2 separate regions of the Homo sapiens genome follow, and region 2 is linked to region 1. A link is a loop called in an ENCODE intact Hi-C map of the cell type or tissue named here. Cell type or tissue: GM12878. All regions are shown on one strand.

Evidence for each region. A loop is a pair of places that touch in the nucleus more often than their neighbours do. Peaks named below come from ENCODE experiments on the same cell type or tissue, not always from the same donor. Only the 100,000 strongest peaks of a DNase experiment are listed, where the experiment ranks them.
Region 2: a loop joins it to region 1, with 13 times the contacts of the local background. A loop is called at or near these places in 19 of 110 quality-filtered maps.

The regions. Positions count from the first base shown.
Region 1 is chr13:24,965,514-24,973,513 of GRCh38, reverse strand. It overlaps the pseudogene TPTE2P1. Among named protein-coding and RNA genes, the nearest start is that of CPAP, 47 kb to the right of the region's middle. RefSeq lists an enhancer at 3,012-3,919. In GM12878, a CTCF peak has its summit at 4,946 (motif pointing right); no DNase peak of the experiment used is centred here; H3K4me3 peaks cover 436 bases; H3K27ac peaks cover 361 bases.
Region 2 is chr13:24,690,175-24,698,174 of GRCh38, reverse strand. ATP12A (ATPase H+/K+ transporting non-gastric alpha2 subunit) reads right to left here. Exons shown (of 23, transcript NM_001676.7): 6 at 7,703-7,837; 7 at 7,454-7,571; 8 at 6,925-7,193; 9 at 5,548-5,746; 10 at 5,279-5,388; 11 at 3,597-3,731. Among named protein-coding and RNA genes, the nearest start is that of ATP12A, 14 kb to the right of the region's middle. RefSeq lists an enhancer at 3,183-4,382. In GM12878, a CTCF peak has its summit at 3,895 (motif pointing left); a DNase peak (open chromatin) is centred at 3,893.

The DNA of each region.
Region 1 (8,000 bases):
ACGCCCAGCTAATTTTTGTATTTTTAGTAGAGATGGGGTTTCACCAAGTTGGCCAGGCTGCTCTCGAACTCCTGACCTCAGGTGATCTACCCACCTCAGCCTCCTAAAGTGCTGGGATTACAGGAATGAGCCACCGCGCCCAGCCTGTTTTTTTTGTTTGTTTGTTTGTTTGTTTTTTGAGATGGAGTCTTGCTCTGTCACCCACGCTGGAATGCAGTGGTGCAATCTCGGTCACTGCAACCTCCGCCTCCTGGGTTCAAGCAATTCTCCTGCCTCAGCCTTCTGAGTCACTGGGATTACAGGTATGTGCCGCCACGCCTGGCTAATTTTTGTATTTTTAGTAAAGACGGAGTTTCACTATGTTGGCCAGGCTGGTCTTGAACCCCTGACCTCAAGTGATCTGCCTGCCTTGGCCTCCCAAAGTGCTGGGATTACAGATGTGAGCCACTGCACCTGGCCCATGGCTCTATTTTGAAGTATGTTCCTTTGATTCCTCGTTTCTTGAGTGTTTTTTTTTTATCAAGAAAGATGTTGGATTTTATCAAAAGCTTTTTTTTCTGCATCTGTTGAGATGATCATGTGGTTTCTGTTTAATTCTGTTTGTGTGGTGAATCACATTTATTGGTTTGCATATGCTGAACCTTGTATCCTTGGAATGAAGCTTACTTGATCATGAACTTTTTGATGTGCTGTTGGATTTGGTTCGCCAGTATTTTGTTAAGGATTTTTGTGGCTGTCTTCATCATTGAGATTACCTTTTAGTTTTCTTTTTTTTATTGTGTCTTTGCCAGGTTTTGGTTTCAGGGTGATGCAGGATTCATGGAATGAATTAGGGAAGAGTCCCTCCTCAATTTTTTAGAATAGTTTCAGTAGAACTGGTACCAGTTCTTCTTTGTATAGTTGATAGAATTCAGCTGTGAATACATCTGATCTGGGCCTTCTTGGTTCGTAGGTGTTTTTTTTTTCGAGATTGAGTCTTACTCTGTTGTCCAGGCTGGAGTGCAGTGGCATGATCTCGGCTCATTGCAACCTCTGCCTCCTGGGTTCAAGCAATTCTTCTGCCTCAGCCTCCCGAGTAGCTAGGATTACAGGCACCTGCCACCACACCAGGCTAATTTTTGTATTTTTAGTAGCAATGGGTTTTCACCATATTGGCCAGGCTGGTCTCAAACTCCTGACCTCGTGATCCGCCCACCCACCTCAGCTTCCCAAAATGCTGGGAGTTCTTTAGGTTTCTATTAGGTCCAATTGATCAAGTGTTGAATTTAAGTCCAGAATTTCTTTGTTAGTTTTCCGTCTTTATGATCTGTGTAATGTTATCAGTGGGGTGTTGAAGTCCCCTGACTATTGTGTGGCTAAGTCTTTTCATAGGTCTAGAAGTATCTGTTTTATTAACCTGGGTGAGCCAATGTTGGGTGCATATATATTTAGGATAGTTAAGGCTTCTTGTTGAATTGAACTCCGTATCATTATGTAATGCTCTTCTTTGTCCTTTTTTACTATTGTTGGTTTAAAGCTTGTTTTATCTGTTTTAGGAATAGTGACCCCTGCTCTTTTTTGTGTTTTGTTTGTGTGACAGATCTTTCTTCAACCCTTTACTTTGAACCTATTGGTGTTGTTACATGTGAGATGGGTCTCTTGAAGACAGCAGACAGATGGGTTTTGTTTTTTTAATCCAACTTGCCACTCTGTGACTTTATTTATTTATTTATTTATTTATTTATTTATTTATTTCAGAATCTCACTCTGTCATCAGGCTAGAGTGCAGTGGCATGATATTGGCTCACTGCAACCTCTGACTCCCAGGTTCAAGTGATTCTCCTGCCTCAGCCTCCTGAGTAGCTGGGATTATAGGCATGTGCCATCACGCCTGGCTAATTTTTATATTTTTAGTAGAGACAGGGTTTCACCACATTGGCCAGGATGGTCTCGATCTCCTGACCTTGTGATCTGCCTGCTTTGGCCTCCCAAAGTGCTGGGATTACAGGAATAGCCACCGCACCCAGCCCACTCTGTGACTTTTAAGTGGTGTGTTTACATTCAAGGTTACTATTGACATGTGAGCTTTTCACCCTATCATGAAATTGTTAGCTGGTTTTTTTGTACTTTCTATTGTATGGTTGTTTTATAGGGTCTGTGAGCTGTGTACTTAAGTGTGTTTTTATGATAGCAGGTATCATTCTTTCATTTCCATGTTTAGAACTCCCTTAGGCATCTCTTGTAAGACTGGTCTAGTGGTAATGAACTCTCTTGGCATTTGCTTCTCTAGAAAAATGTTTTTATGCTCCCTCTCCCTCTCCCTCTCTTTCCACGGTCTCCCTCTCCCTCTCCCTCTCTTTCCACGGTCTCCCTCTCATGCCGAGCCGAAGCTGGACTGTGCTGCTGCCATCTCGGCTCACTGCAACCTCCCTGCCTGATTCTCCTGCCTCAGCCTGCCCAGTGCCTGCGATTGCAGGCGCGCGCCGCCACGCCTGACGGGTTTTCGTATTTTTTTGGTGGAGACGGGGTTTCGCTGTGTTGGCCGGGCTGGTCTCCAGCTCCTAACCGCGAGTGATCCGCCAGCCTCGGCCTCCCGAGGTGCTGGGATTGCAGATGGAGTCTCGTTAACTCAGTGCTCAATGGTGCCCAGGCTGGAGTGCAGTGGCGTGATCTCGGCTACAACCTCCACCTCCCAGCCGCCTGCCTTGGCCCCCCAAAGTGCCGAGATTGCAGCCTCTGCCCGGCCGCTACCCCGTCTGGGAAGTGAGGTGCGTCTCTGCCTGGCCACCCATTGTCTGGGATGTGAGGAGCCCCTCTGCCTGGCTGCCCAGTCTGGAAAGTGAGGAGCGTCTCTGCCCGGCCGCCATCCCATCTAGGAAGTGAGGAGCGCCTCTTCCCGGCCGCCATCCCATCTAGGAAGTGAGGAGCGTCTCTGCCCGGCCGCCCATCGTCTGAGATGTGGGGAGCGCCTCTGCCCCGCTGCCCCGTCTGAGAAGTGAGGAGACCCTCCGCCCGGCAGCCGCCCCATCTGAGAAGTGAGGAGCCCCTCCGCCCGGCTGCCACCCCGTCTGGGAAGTGAGGAGCGTCTCCGCCCGGCAGCCACCCCGTCCGGAAGGGAGGTGGGGGGGTCAGCCCCCCGCCAGGCGAGACGCCCCGTCCGGGAGGGAGGTGGGGGGGTCAGCCCCCCGCCCGGCCAGCCGCCCCGTCCGGGAGGGAGGTAGGGGGGGGTCAGCCCCCTGCCCGGCCAGCCGCCCCGTCCGGGAGGTGAGGGGCGCCTCTGCCCGGCCACCCCTACTGGAAAGTGAGGAGCCCCTCTGCCCGGCCACCACCCCGTCTGGGAGGTGTACCCAACAGCTCATTGAGAACGGGCCATGATGACAGTGGCGGTTTTGTGGAATAGAAAAGGGGGAAAGGTGGGGAAAAGATTGAGAAATCGGATGGTTGCTGTGTCTGTGTAGAAAGAAGTAGACATGGGAGACTTTTCATTTTGTTCTGTACTAAGAAAAATTCTTCTGCCTTTGGATCCTGTTGATCTGTGACCTTACCCCCAACCCTGTGCTCTCTGAAACATGTGCTGTGTCCACTCAGGGTTAAATGGATTAAGGGCGGTGCAAGATGTGCTTTGTTAAACAGATGCTTGAAGGCAGCATACTCGTTAAGAGTCATCACCATTCCCTAATCTCAAGTACCCAGGGACACACACACTCTGCCTAGGAAAACCAGAGACCTTTGTTCACTTGTTTATCTGCTGACCTTCCCTCCACTATTGTCCTATGACCCTGCCAAATCCCCCTCTGCGAGAAACACCCAAGAATGATCAATAAAAAAAAATAAATAAAAAATAAATTTAAAAAAAAAAAAAAGAAAAATGTTTTTATTTCTCCTTCACTCATGAAGCTTAGTTTGGCAGGATATGAATCTGTTGATTATAATTTATTTTCTTTAACAATTCTGAAAATAGATCCCTCAATCTCTCCTGGCTTCTAAGGTTTCTGCTGAGAAGTCTGCTGTTATCCTGATGGGGCTACCTTTGTATGTGATCTGGCCTTTTTCTCCAGTGCCTTTAGGGCTTTTTCTTTGACAGTGACCTTGGACAGTCTGGTGAGTATATGCCTTGGTAATGTTCATTTTTTATAGTATCTCACAGGTGCTGTCTGGCTTTATTGTACTTAGATGTCTATCTAGCAAGATTCAATAAATTTTCTTGAATTATTCCATCAAATATGTTTTCCAGGCTGTTTTCTTTTTCTGTTTCTCTCTAGGGCATGCCAGTAATTCGTAGGTTTGATCACTTTACATAATCTCATATTTCTGACTTTCTTCACTTTTAAAAAATCTTTTTTCTTTATCTTTGTCTGACTGGATTAGTTCAAAAGACCAGTCTTCAAGCTCTGAAATTATGTTTTCTACTTTGTCCAGTCTATTGATAAAGCTTTCAGTTGTATTTTGAAGTTCCTTAAGTGAGTTTTTTTAATTCTAGAAGTTCTGATTGATTTCTTATTAAGATGTTTATCTCTTCCTTCATTTCCTGGATTGATGTAGAAGTTTCTTTTTGTTGATTTCAACCTTGAATCTCATTGAGCTTCCTTGCAACCCAAGCTTTGAAATGTTTATTGTCATCTCTGAGTTTTCATTTTGGCACGAAGCATTGCCAGAGAGCTAGTGTGATCCTTTGGTAGTGTCACTACATTCAGATTTCTCATGGTGCCAGAATTCTTGCGTGGGTCCCTCTCATCTGGAGATGCTAGCACTTCTAATTTGTGTAATTATTTTTGTTTGGGTAGGATTTTTTCTTTTTCTTTCCTTTTCTATAATATTATTGTTATTTTTTTTCTTCTTTCCCTTTCCCTCCTCTCTAGGGGGTGTGGCTGTAGAGCATGCTGGGTAGGGTCTTTTGGCTTTGCTTCTGTAGCCCTATGCACTTCTGCCAGCAGGTTTTATATTGGGTGTGTGGTTTGACCTACAAGCCAGTAGATGGCGCCATGGGTAAGAGCTGGCTGTTGCCAGTGCTGCTGGCTGTGTACTTGATCCTTGTTTATTGGGAGGAGCTCTCTGCTGCCCCAGGAATGGGCTGATTTCCTGAGTACACATTAATCTGAGCTCCCTCAGCCCTAGGGGTAGGGGGATTGGGGGCACAAGATGGGTGGAGCCAGATAGGGAAGATTCCCCCAGTGTTGTCCTGCTCCCAGTCCAGGTTTGGGACAATGCCGGCAGCGTTTCCCTGTGTCTTTCCCCCACAAAGTCTCCAAGTCTTTCCTCAAATGATCGTCAAGGTTTGGGAGAAACAATCTCTTCCTCTGCCCGGGTTGCGTGGATCTCCAGTGGAAAGGTGAGACAGAGGGATGCTGTCTGCCTCTCTCACATACTGAGGCTTCACTCACTTTTATCAGTCAAATGCTGTCCTGAGGGCTGCTTGCCTGCAATGTCCTCCCCAGGATCTGGGATGTCCTTCATCATTCTGGGGAATTGCCATTTTCTTTCTTGAATTAAAGCTCACAGAGTTGGTCTTTATGTACTTGCTTGCTATTTCCAAATGACTGAGGCATGCTAAAAGCCTGTAATCTGCCATCTTGGAAAAAAATCCTTGCATCCTTAAGAGAAATGGCACTTGGTGTTGATACATGGTGTTTCTACGTTGCTGAATTCACTTTGAAAATATATGTATATTTTAAAATCTACATTTATATGTGAGACTGGTGTAAAAATATCCTACTGTATTTGTGCAATTTTGGAATCAGTTATATTAATGTACTCAATGAGTTGGGAATTTTTCTTTTTTACTATTATCCAAAAAAATTATAAAAGACATAATTGTTGCTTTCTTACAGATTTAGTAAAAACCTCATCGTGTCCTTTTATGGAGAGATGGTGAGAGATATTTTTACTGTAAATGTAATTTGCGTATTTTTCACCTGTGAGGCAGAGGTTGCAATGAGCCAAGATTGTGCCACTGCACTCCAGCCTGCGTGACACAAGACCCTGTCTCAAAAAAAAGAAAAATCAACTTAAAATGCACTCCTTGAATATTTCTGAGTGTATTTTTATACCACGTATGTTCCTTGAAATACTTTTCTTTTCTAGGAAGAACCGGAACTATGGTTTGTGCCTGCCTTATTGCCTCCAAAATATTTTTAACTGCAGAGGTATGAAAGATGTTCTACAAAATTTGTCTTATGATGATTGAGTTTGCTAGTTCTGAAACATCGCTGGTAGGACGTTAAGATGATTATTTGATTCATGGTGCTTAGTAAAACTGTAATTAGAGAAGCAGTTTTTAGAAAGTCTGTTTTTGATACTTTCTTGTTTAATGTGCACTAGTTAGTAGCTGACTGCAGAATCTCTTTGGGCCAGGACTAGAGTGAGGTCAATGAGGTGCAACATTTAAGGGAATGCTAAAAATTGTAATAATTAAAATAAATAATTTTAACGCAATATTTTAATAAAAATTAATGCAAAATATCTATGCTGTATACAATATCAACATTTTAAATAAAGACAAGACCTGATGGGGCAGGATTAAGGTGAGGGGAGTAAAGCCATGTTACACAGAAAAAAAATTCAGTAATCAAGATACTTCCCTCACTTCACCTGGCTCTGCTCTTACTCCTGCCAGTACCATGACTTCTTCCTTCCTCGTGAGAATAGTATCAAGCTTAATTAGATAAATTCTCCAAAGAGCCTTGCCCATCCTCACAACTCTTAGGTAGATAAAAAGCAACATTTCACAACTCAAAACAAAGCCTCTCCTGAATGTAAATATCTTTGCTTAGTCAATACATGTGGAGTCTGTGACCTCTAGAAATTTCTGATAAGACAAGGTGGGCTGTTTCCACTTAAAGCAGAGTTCTCAATCATTTTTCTTTCTGCCATTTTCTTGCTGAGATGCTACCATTTCCAGCAGCTCTGCTCGAGTTGTTTGGCCTGCAGTCTAGGGAAGAGGTGGTGGTTGTGCACAATGCCCAGCACTCCCATTCCACCACCTTTGCTTTCTCTAATTTGAGATACAAAGATTTTGAAAATGGGTGTTCTAGGATGGTGTTTTTCAAGCTATGGATCATGATTTATCAGTGAGTTGTAAAATAAAGTTACTGGGTTGTAACTGACATCTTTTAAAAATAAAATGGAATAGAGCAGAATAGAAAATATCAAAAGGTTTAAATATTGGGGGGTGTGTGTGTGTGTGTGTGTGTGTGTGTGTGTGTGTGTGTGTGTGTGTCTCCTAGGTTTATTAATGTGGATTGCAGCTTAAAAAACAAAAGGTTTGAAAGTCATTGACAGCCATTGATCCGGAGCCCTAGACTGAGATCCAGGGACCTGTATTCCAGACCTGTGCTGCTTCTAACTGGCTGCAGCATCTCCTTGGCAGGTTGCTTGGTTTTCTTTTGGTTTCAGTGTTGTCATTTGTAATATGGAAAGAAGGGTTGGACCAGATGCTTTCTAAGGTCTTTCCAGCTCTAAAATTTTATGAATGTATGAATCCTTGAATGAGAGAAGTCCTAATTTTGTTATTTTCGGTAGCTTCTGCCCAAAGATCACTCGGCCGGGCACGGGTGGCTCACGCCTGTAATCCCAGCACTTTGGGAGGCTGAGGCAGGTGGATCTCTTGACGTCAGGAGTTTGAGAGCAGCCTGGCCAACATGGTGAAACCCCTATCTCTACTAAAAATACAAAAAATTAGCTGGGCATGGTGGTACACACCTGTAGTCTCAGCTACTCAGAAGGCTGAGGCAGTAGAATCACTTGAACCCAGGAGGCAGAGGTTGCAGTGAGCTTAGATCCTGCCACTGTACTCCAGTCTGGGTTACAGAGCAAGACTCTACCAAAAAACAAACAAACAAACAAACAAAATCACTGACTTTAGGAAAGAAGGTAGGCGTAGAAACCCTAAGGGTACCTAATATAGGAAAGGAAAGAGTGCAGATGAACCATGGTTGGATTGTACCCTTTTTTGCAGGAAAGCCTGTATTATTTTGGAGAAAGGCAAACAGATAAAACCCACAGCAGTAAATTTCAGGGACTAG
Region 2 (8,000 bases), 280 kb after region 1:
GTGTGAGGAAGTGGACACTTCCACGTATAATGTTTCAGGAAGACAGCCGAGTCACAGGAGTCTCCATTTTAATAGGAATGCTCTTGACCCAGCAATTCTACTTCTAGATCCATCCTAATAAGATATGCAAAAAAAATCGATATACAAGAATAAAAGGACTAACTCTTATCTAGCCCTTCTGATAAGCCAGGTACTCTTCTAAGCACTCAAGAGGAATCTCAGGAAGCTGGAGTGTTTGGGAGAAAATAAGTTGCAAAGAAAAGTGCTACAATTTTGGGTAAAACAGTTCTTTACAAATCAGTATTTCTTAGACTTCTGGGTATCAAAGATGAGTACAAAAAGAAGTATAGGGCAAATAGGGTTACCAGCTGCTGCTGCTGCTTTTTTTAATGATCAAGTAAAGACATTGAGAAAACCAACCAACCAACAAAAACCAAACCAAACAGAAAACCTCCCAGCTCTATCACTTTCTAAAATATAGGCCTTTTCTTTTTCTTTCTCTCTTTCTCTCTTAAATTTTTTTTTTTTTTTTTTTGAGACGGGGTCCCACTCTGTGCCCCAGGCTGGAGTGCAGTGGCACGATCACAGCTCACTGCAGCCTCGACCTCCCAGGCTCAAGCAATCCTCCCACCTCAGCCTCCCAAGTAGCTGGGACTACAGGTATGTGCCACCATGCCCAGCTAATTTCGTTTTTTGTTTTTTTTGTAGAGATAAGGTCTTGGTATATTGCCCAGGCTGGTCTTGAACTCCTGGGCTCAAGCAATCTGCCTTCTTCGATCTCCCAAAGTGCTGTGATTACAGGTGTGAGCCACTGTACCTGGCCAAGATAAGGCTTTTTACATTTAAAACATAGGGATAATATGAAACACTTTTATGGTATGTACCACGTGCCAGGCACTGTTCTAAGTGCTGTCCACATCGACTTATTTATTCTCAAAACAACTTTAAGGCCATGGGTACTATTATTATTCCCTTTTACAAAGGAGGAAACTGAGGCACAGAGGTTCAATGCTTCACTCAGGGTCACTGAGCAATAGGTGGCTATCTGGTGGCTGAGCTGGGATTTGAGCCCAGGCTAGCAGGCTCCAGAGTCCCTGCCCTTAATCATGGTGGCTACAAAGGATAATCTTTTAAATTAAATACATTCATCTTTATATAAAACTTTATAAAACATTTTCCAATTTGCCGTAAACTGTTTCAAATGTCTTAACAGACCAGTGTGTTTGGGGCATCACCATTCTAATCAATAAGACACAGGCTTTCCATTTTATTTCCTTCCCGCAGAGACGTCTCCTTCCAAGGCCATGACATCTAAAGCCCTGGTGAGGCTGAGCACCGCTCATGTGTAGATATAAAATGACCCTAACAGCATCCAGACAGCACCTCCGACCTCTTCAGCAGGAACTCACACAGCCCCTCTCCCCTTTCTTTTTTTTTTTTTTTTTTTTTTTTTTTTGAGACGGAGTCTCGCTCTGTCGCCCAGGCCGGACTGCGGACTGCAGTGGCGCAATCTCGGCTCACTGCAAGCTCCGCTTCCCGGGTTCACGCCATTCTCCTGCCTCAGCCTCCCGAGTAGCTGGGACTACAGGCGCCCGCCACCGCGCCCGGCTAATTTTTTGTATTTTTTTTTTTAGTAGAGACGGGGTTTCACCTTGTTAGCCAGGATGGTCTCGATCTCCTGACCTCATGATCCACCCGCCTCGGCCTCCCAAAGTGCTGGGATTACAGGCGTGAGCCACCGCGCCCGGCCCCCCTCTCCCCTTTCTAGTCCCACTCTGTGTAGCCACTTTCTCCTCCAACTTGTACATGAGGCCTCATGGAACCTGCTTTTTCTCCCTTTTGCAACTGGGCATGCCTTTACCTTGGGAGATGGAGCTTCAGCAGGGCTCCAAGTCCTGCTGCTGATGGAGGCATCATCTAACCCCATCTTCACACTGTGCACTGATGCGCGGCACCTCAACCTCCTCATCCTCTAGCCACCCCACAGTGTTGTCGTGCGAATGAATAATTTAATACTTGTGGAAATTAGCACAGAATAGCTCCTATTATCACTAGTATTATTAGTATAATAATACTCATCCTAAAACAGTCTTTTAGGACTGTTGCGCACTCTATTTTCACTTTGGTTTTACGTAAGAGATGTGGTTTCTTGGCTTGAGTATTTTACATCATATGTTTCTGGTTAGTTGTCTATTTAGCTAACTGTGATTCTCTGTTGGCTCACTATCCACAAAGAAGACATTTGCAACACAAGAGTTCTTCTCTAGGCTGGGCTTGGTGGCTCACGCCTGTAATCCCAGCACTTTGGGAGGCCAAGGCGGATAGATCACCGGAGGTCAGGAGTTCGAGGCCAGCCCAGCCAACAAGGTGAAACCCTGTCTCTACTAAAAATACAAAAAAATTAGCTGGGCAGGGGGTGCATTCCTGTAGTCCCAGCTACTCAGGAGGCTGAGGCAAGAGAATTGCTTATACCTGGGAGGCGGAGGTTGCAGTGAGCCGAGATCGTGCCACTGCATTCCAGCCTGGGTGACAAGAGTGAAACTCCTTCTCAAAAAAAAAAAAAAAAAAAAAAAAGAGTTCTTCCCTAACCCTAAATTCCATCCGAACTAAGACAGGTGGATAATCACCAGAAATCTCCACACGTACAGTTGTGGTTATTCCATTTCTATACTTTACTGTTGTGCAAAGCCCAAGTCCAGATCCAGTGTGGGCTCTGTGGAAAATCCCATCTGCATGGGGACCTGGGGCTCCCAACTGTCATTTGTCTTAACATGGGGAGGCTGTGATGGCTGACTGTCGGCCAGCCCTGCTTGCTGAGATAACCAGGCAAGGAAGGCCGTCTTCTACCTGAGCAGGGGATGGAAAGGAGACCCCCACCCACAGCACAGGGGCTGGCCCCAGAAAACGACGGGGCTGTCACCCCAGGGGCTGCTCACCGGTCTCCCCAAAGGGCAGGGCTTGCTCCCATGGCCTGAACTGTGCCGCACTCCCTCTGTGTGATGGTGGAAGAATCGTGGACCTGGTGTCAGGCTTGGGAACACTGGGTGCTGTGTGACTCTGGTCTCTCAACACTTTCTAAGGGCCTGCTTCCTCCTCTGAGTCAGGATTCGTCAGTCCTACCTCACAGGCCGGATGCGAACATGGAACAAGGCCACGTAGGTCGAGGGCCTGATGCACTAGAGGTGAGAGGAGCAGGTGTTCGGCCTCCCTGCTGCCCACCTGGCATTTATGCTTTGGAGTATGGCTGCTGCTCCTCACGGCAGAAGGTACCTGATAGTGGTGGTGTGAGTGTGTGTGTGTGTGTGTGTGTGTGAGAGAGAGAGAGTGTGTGCCTGTGACAGAGATGGCTCATTCATAGGAGCAGCCAGGCCCTGATGAAGTCCTTGCCTTTCTTTCTTTCTCTGCCCTGCTTCAGGGTTAGGAAGGAGGCCAGCAAGGGAGCTTGACCTAGGGGACCAGATGCCTGGGTGCTGTATCCCTGACGACTGTCTTTGAAGCCAGGTATCCTTCAAAATATGAGGTAAGCAAAGGATGCATGCAAGTAGAAAGGTCATGCTGCCGATGACAGAGATTACCGGTTGTGAGGAAAAACTCACCTGAAATTTATTAGTAGAGTTAAAAGGGATTTCAGCTACTTTGCGGTTTCTTTTTCTAATTTCCATCACATCACCCAAAATGACCTCTGAGAATTTTAAAAGAGCAGTTTCTGAGGCATCTCCAATCACAGCTTTCTGGGAATCAAAGAAGAAAAATATTTGCAGCACATATTTAATGAACCAACATGCCCTCAGCATAGGACCCAAAACACACCCTCCTGATCCCATTACCACCTAGCTGGAGAGACATTATCACGTGATCAGGGAGGGCCGCAAGACCGTGGTAAGCGTGTAAACAACAGTGCCACCTACTGGCATTAGGGATGTTTGGAGAAGCTGGACCTCTGCGAGGACTGAAGATTTCGTGGAAAAAAGCAGCTACGAACTAGATCTTGATAGATAGGTGGGTTACCGATACACAGAGAAGAAAGCCTTCCAGAAACCAGGATGCGGGTGCAGGGGCATGAGGGGCAGGCTCGTCCGTGAGTGTTCAAGGTACAAGCGGATGTGGAGGGTGTGGCAAGACCTGGAGGGCCCTGAAAGGTAGCCTGAGGTCTAGACTTGAGAAGCAGAAAACAGGGAAGTACGGAGAGATTTTGAGCAAAGTTAAGTGACTATAAAAGCACCATTAAGGGAAATTAGTGGCATTCGAGAAAGACCCCAGGAGGGATAAACCGGAATCAAAGAGGTTTAATTCCAATCAGCCGGTAATCGGCTATTTAGATGCAAGGTACTGCTGACAAATACTAAAGTTATGTATATTTTGAAGCAAGAATGATAGAACTTGGTGGCTTACTGGATATAAGGAAAGGATAAAGTCAAAGATGACTTCCAAATATTCTGTTCCAATGACAAATAGAATGGTTATATCATAGACAATTAGAAAATTGCGGCAAGGCACTGATGTGCAGCCAGGCTGGGTACGGGTGGAAGTTAACAAGCATGATTTGTGCAACTTCCTAGCGGAAGCACACAGCCAGCCAGAGATTCGGGTTGGAGTTGAGGTAAGAAATTAGAGCTGGACATAAAGATTTGGAAGATATCGACAAAGAAGCAATTGGCCAAAAAGAGCATTCATGAGCTGTCTGACGGAGAGAAAAGCAAACAAACAAACAAAAAAATAAGAAAGAAAAAGAGTCAGGGAAGGAAACAGATGGCAAATAGAAAAGCCAGGAGAACAGGGATTCAGTGACTCATTGAGATGGAGAGGAAAAGGGAGGAAGGGAAGGAGGAGAGGGAGGGAGGGGGAGAGTTTATTGTATGTTCCGATATTCCAGGACCCCTTAGAGCTTTGTCTGCAGCCATATTCTAGTTAACAGGAGTCCTTTTATTTTTATTCAATCACACTTTAAATTTCCATGAATGGTGTGTATATTAAAAGGAACTTTGATTATATCCACTTAGCTGGCAGAAAAGTCAGGAAAGTAACTTAGAAGTGCATTCATTTCCAGAATTTTCTGAAGACGCTAAAGCAATATTCTGAAACCTTTTAAGCATCTTTGTATTCTCAAAGCTAGTGTGCATAAAGAAAAATTTCTGGATGTCTTGTGAGTCTGACTTGCTCTTGCAAGCACTGAACAAACTTTAAGCAACTGGAGAGATGAAATCAAGCACCCAATCAGACCTCAGCAAGTGACTACAAACTGGCTGTGATTTAAGACCAAGTGCTGCAGAAGCATTACCTTCATGATGGGGACATTTTCCTGTCCTGGCTTGAACTCTGCTCGGTTACACAATGTTATTATCTTGGATAAGGAGGCCCAAGTCCTAGAGCTTTGGTCAAAGACTTGGTCTGGAAGACAGAGAAAGAACAGTGGCTGCTGTGGGTTGGGCTGGCCGTCCATGAGTCACTGTCCAGCAATCCTCTGGCTGCAGACCCTGCTGTGTGCTCAGCTCAGCCCCAGGATGGAGTCCACAGCTTTGGCCAGACCGAGCTCTCCATAAGACTTACTTGAATGGTCCTCACTGGTGTCAGCCACAAAGATCTGATTGTCGAACCACAGATGGGCCACTGTCATCCTGTTCTGGGTCAGTGTCCCAGTCTTGTCCGAGCAGATGATGGAGGTGGAGCCGAGGGTCTCCACAGCCTCCAGGTTCTTCACCAGGCAGTTCTTCTTGGCCATCCGTTTTGCTGTCAGCGACAGGGTCACCTAGCAGGAGAGGGAAGGACGCTTTGGGAAAAATCCTCATTTGAACTCAGGTCCAATAATACAGAAATAGCCAATGTGAGCTGTGATTGAATTTTAGGAGAGAGCTGGACTAGTTTTAGGGGAGAGGTGTGGTTGTCAGCGCAGCTAAGCTGACCTGGTGGCTTATACGCCGCCAAGAGCCCTCTATGCCACAATCCTTTTTTAAAGATTAAATATGAGATGCTTTTCTTGTTCCTTCATGACTTGAAGAAAACAAGGGACCCACGGGCAGCAAACACGGACACGCTGCTGTGGCTCGTGTTCACGTACAATCACGACGCCTCCTGTGATCCCTAAGCAGGAGTGTGTAAGAGAGACTGACCAGTGCATGCCAAAGAGTTGTCCCAAAGGACACACTTGTTGCTTTGGGGAATTCAGCAGCCTTTATGTTGTTTCATTTTAAAAGCTCCATATTTTAAAGATTCTTTTAAACCCCTAGATCTCAAAGGGTTCTTTTGGCTCCAATTTCCCCAAATTACTATCTCCTGGAGTCAGAGGAGACCTGGACTTCAAAAACTTCTTCTCTTTTCTTTGGTCAGGACAATAGCAGGCCAATGATCATGTAGTCACAAAACTGGAAACATAAACCCCCTCCTCTCCTACCCCTTGAGACCCCCACAGGAGAGACTGAGGAGGAGGGGGCTCTTCTCTAGGGACTGAATGACATGGGCCCATACAAACAGCTGGGTCTGGGGTTGGCCAGGAAAGGGCTGGAGTCCTCGGCAGGAAAAATGGGAGGAATTTTTTTTTTTCGTAAGAGAGGTAAGTGGAGTGTGGCAATGTGCCTAAATGCCTAAGTTGTAGAAACTGCCAAAGAAATGTGCGGAAGGCATCAAGCTTCTAGAAAACCTGTGAATGGTGGAGTCTGTCTTATCTAGATCTTATGGGGCAGAGTAAGCTGTGTGAATTGCAGATTGAAAGCATAACGTTTTCAAGGAAAACGCAGTCAAATATTGAAAATATGACAAATTTTTTGTCTCTGTAAGGAACAGTCTATGCAGAATGTTCCAGGGTTGTCGCTGGCGGGGAGGGCGTGGTGCTCTGGACTTGGGGGAGATTGCAGTTTGTGTGGGCGCCTCCCCAGCACCAGTGCTGTGTCCACAGGGCCAGGTGCAGGCTGTCTAACAGCATGGACTCACAGTGACAGTGGCCAGGAGGCCCTCGGGCACATTGGCCACAATGATGCCAATGAGGAAGATGATGGAGTCCAGGACTTGATACTTCAGGGACACAGCGATGATGAAGAAAAGGATGCCGATGGAGACAGCCACTCCTGCCACAATGTGAACAAAGTGCTCGATCTCAATGGCAATGGGCGTCTTCTCATTTCCAACTCCTGAGGCCAATGAGGCAATATGGCCAATGATGGTGCGGTCACCCGTGTTGATAACCATGCCGGTGACAGTGCCTACAGGGGAAGTAGATGCTTTATTCCAGGGGTCCTCAGCCAGGAGGGGTGTGCAGCCAGCTTGCAGCCCTCTCTGGGGGCTGGCACAATCGATAGGCACACCACATTCCCAAGGCCAAGCATCGTCCTCTAGGCCCTTCAGTTCCATGCTTCCTCTGGGATGAGCTTTGTAACGGGGTGTGGCAAAGGACAGACCTGAGAGCCCAGGAGGGAGAAAGGACACAGGTGGACATGTGGGCTGAGAGCCAGAGGCCTTTTACCTTCCAGACACGTTGTGGAATAGAAGCAGATGTTCTTTGTTTCCAGGGGGTTTTCATGGGTAAACTCAGAGGAGCGGGGCTGGGGCTCAGACTCCCCCGTGAGAGATGAGTTATCCACCTAGAAGAAATGTTGAAGGTGGTTCACAGCTGGGTACCTCATTCCCTGCCTCTTATACTGATGCTGGGAAAGACCCCAGAGCCAGCAGGTTTGGAACATGGTCCTTGGGGTGGATACCCCTTGCCGCTTACCCGACACCCCTGAGAAGACAGCACCCTGATGTCTGCAGGGATCTGGTCTCCTCCTTTGACCTCCACAATGTCCCCCACCACCAGCTGCTCTGAAGGGATGGTCTTCTTCTCGGAATCTCGGATGACGAGAGCTTGCTGCAGAAAAAAACCATGACAGATGCCTCAGACCCTGGAAGGACACCGGCCCTCCCCCAAGTCTGTGCCGCACCGAACCCCAGGACAGAGGCCTTGGAACTTCCTGATCACTCTCACTGTTGAGTCCATGCTGTTATGCAGCCTGCACCTGGCCCTGTGGACA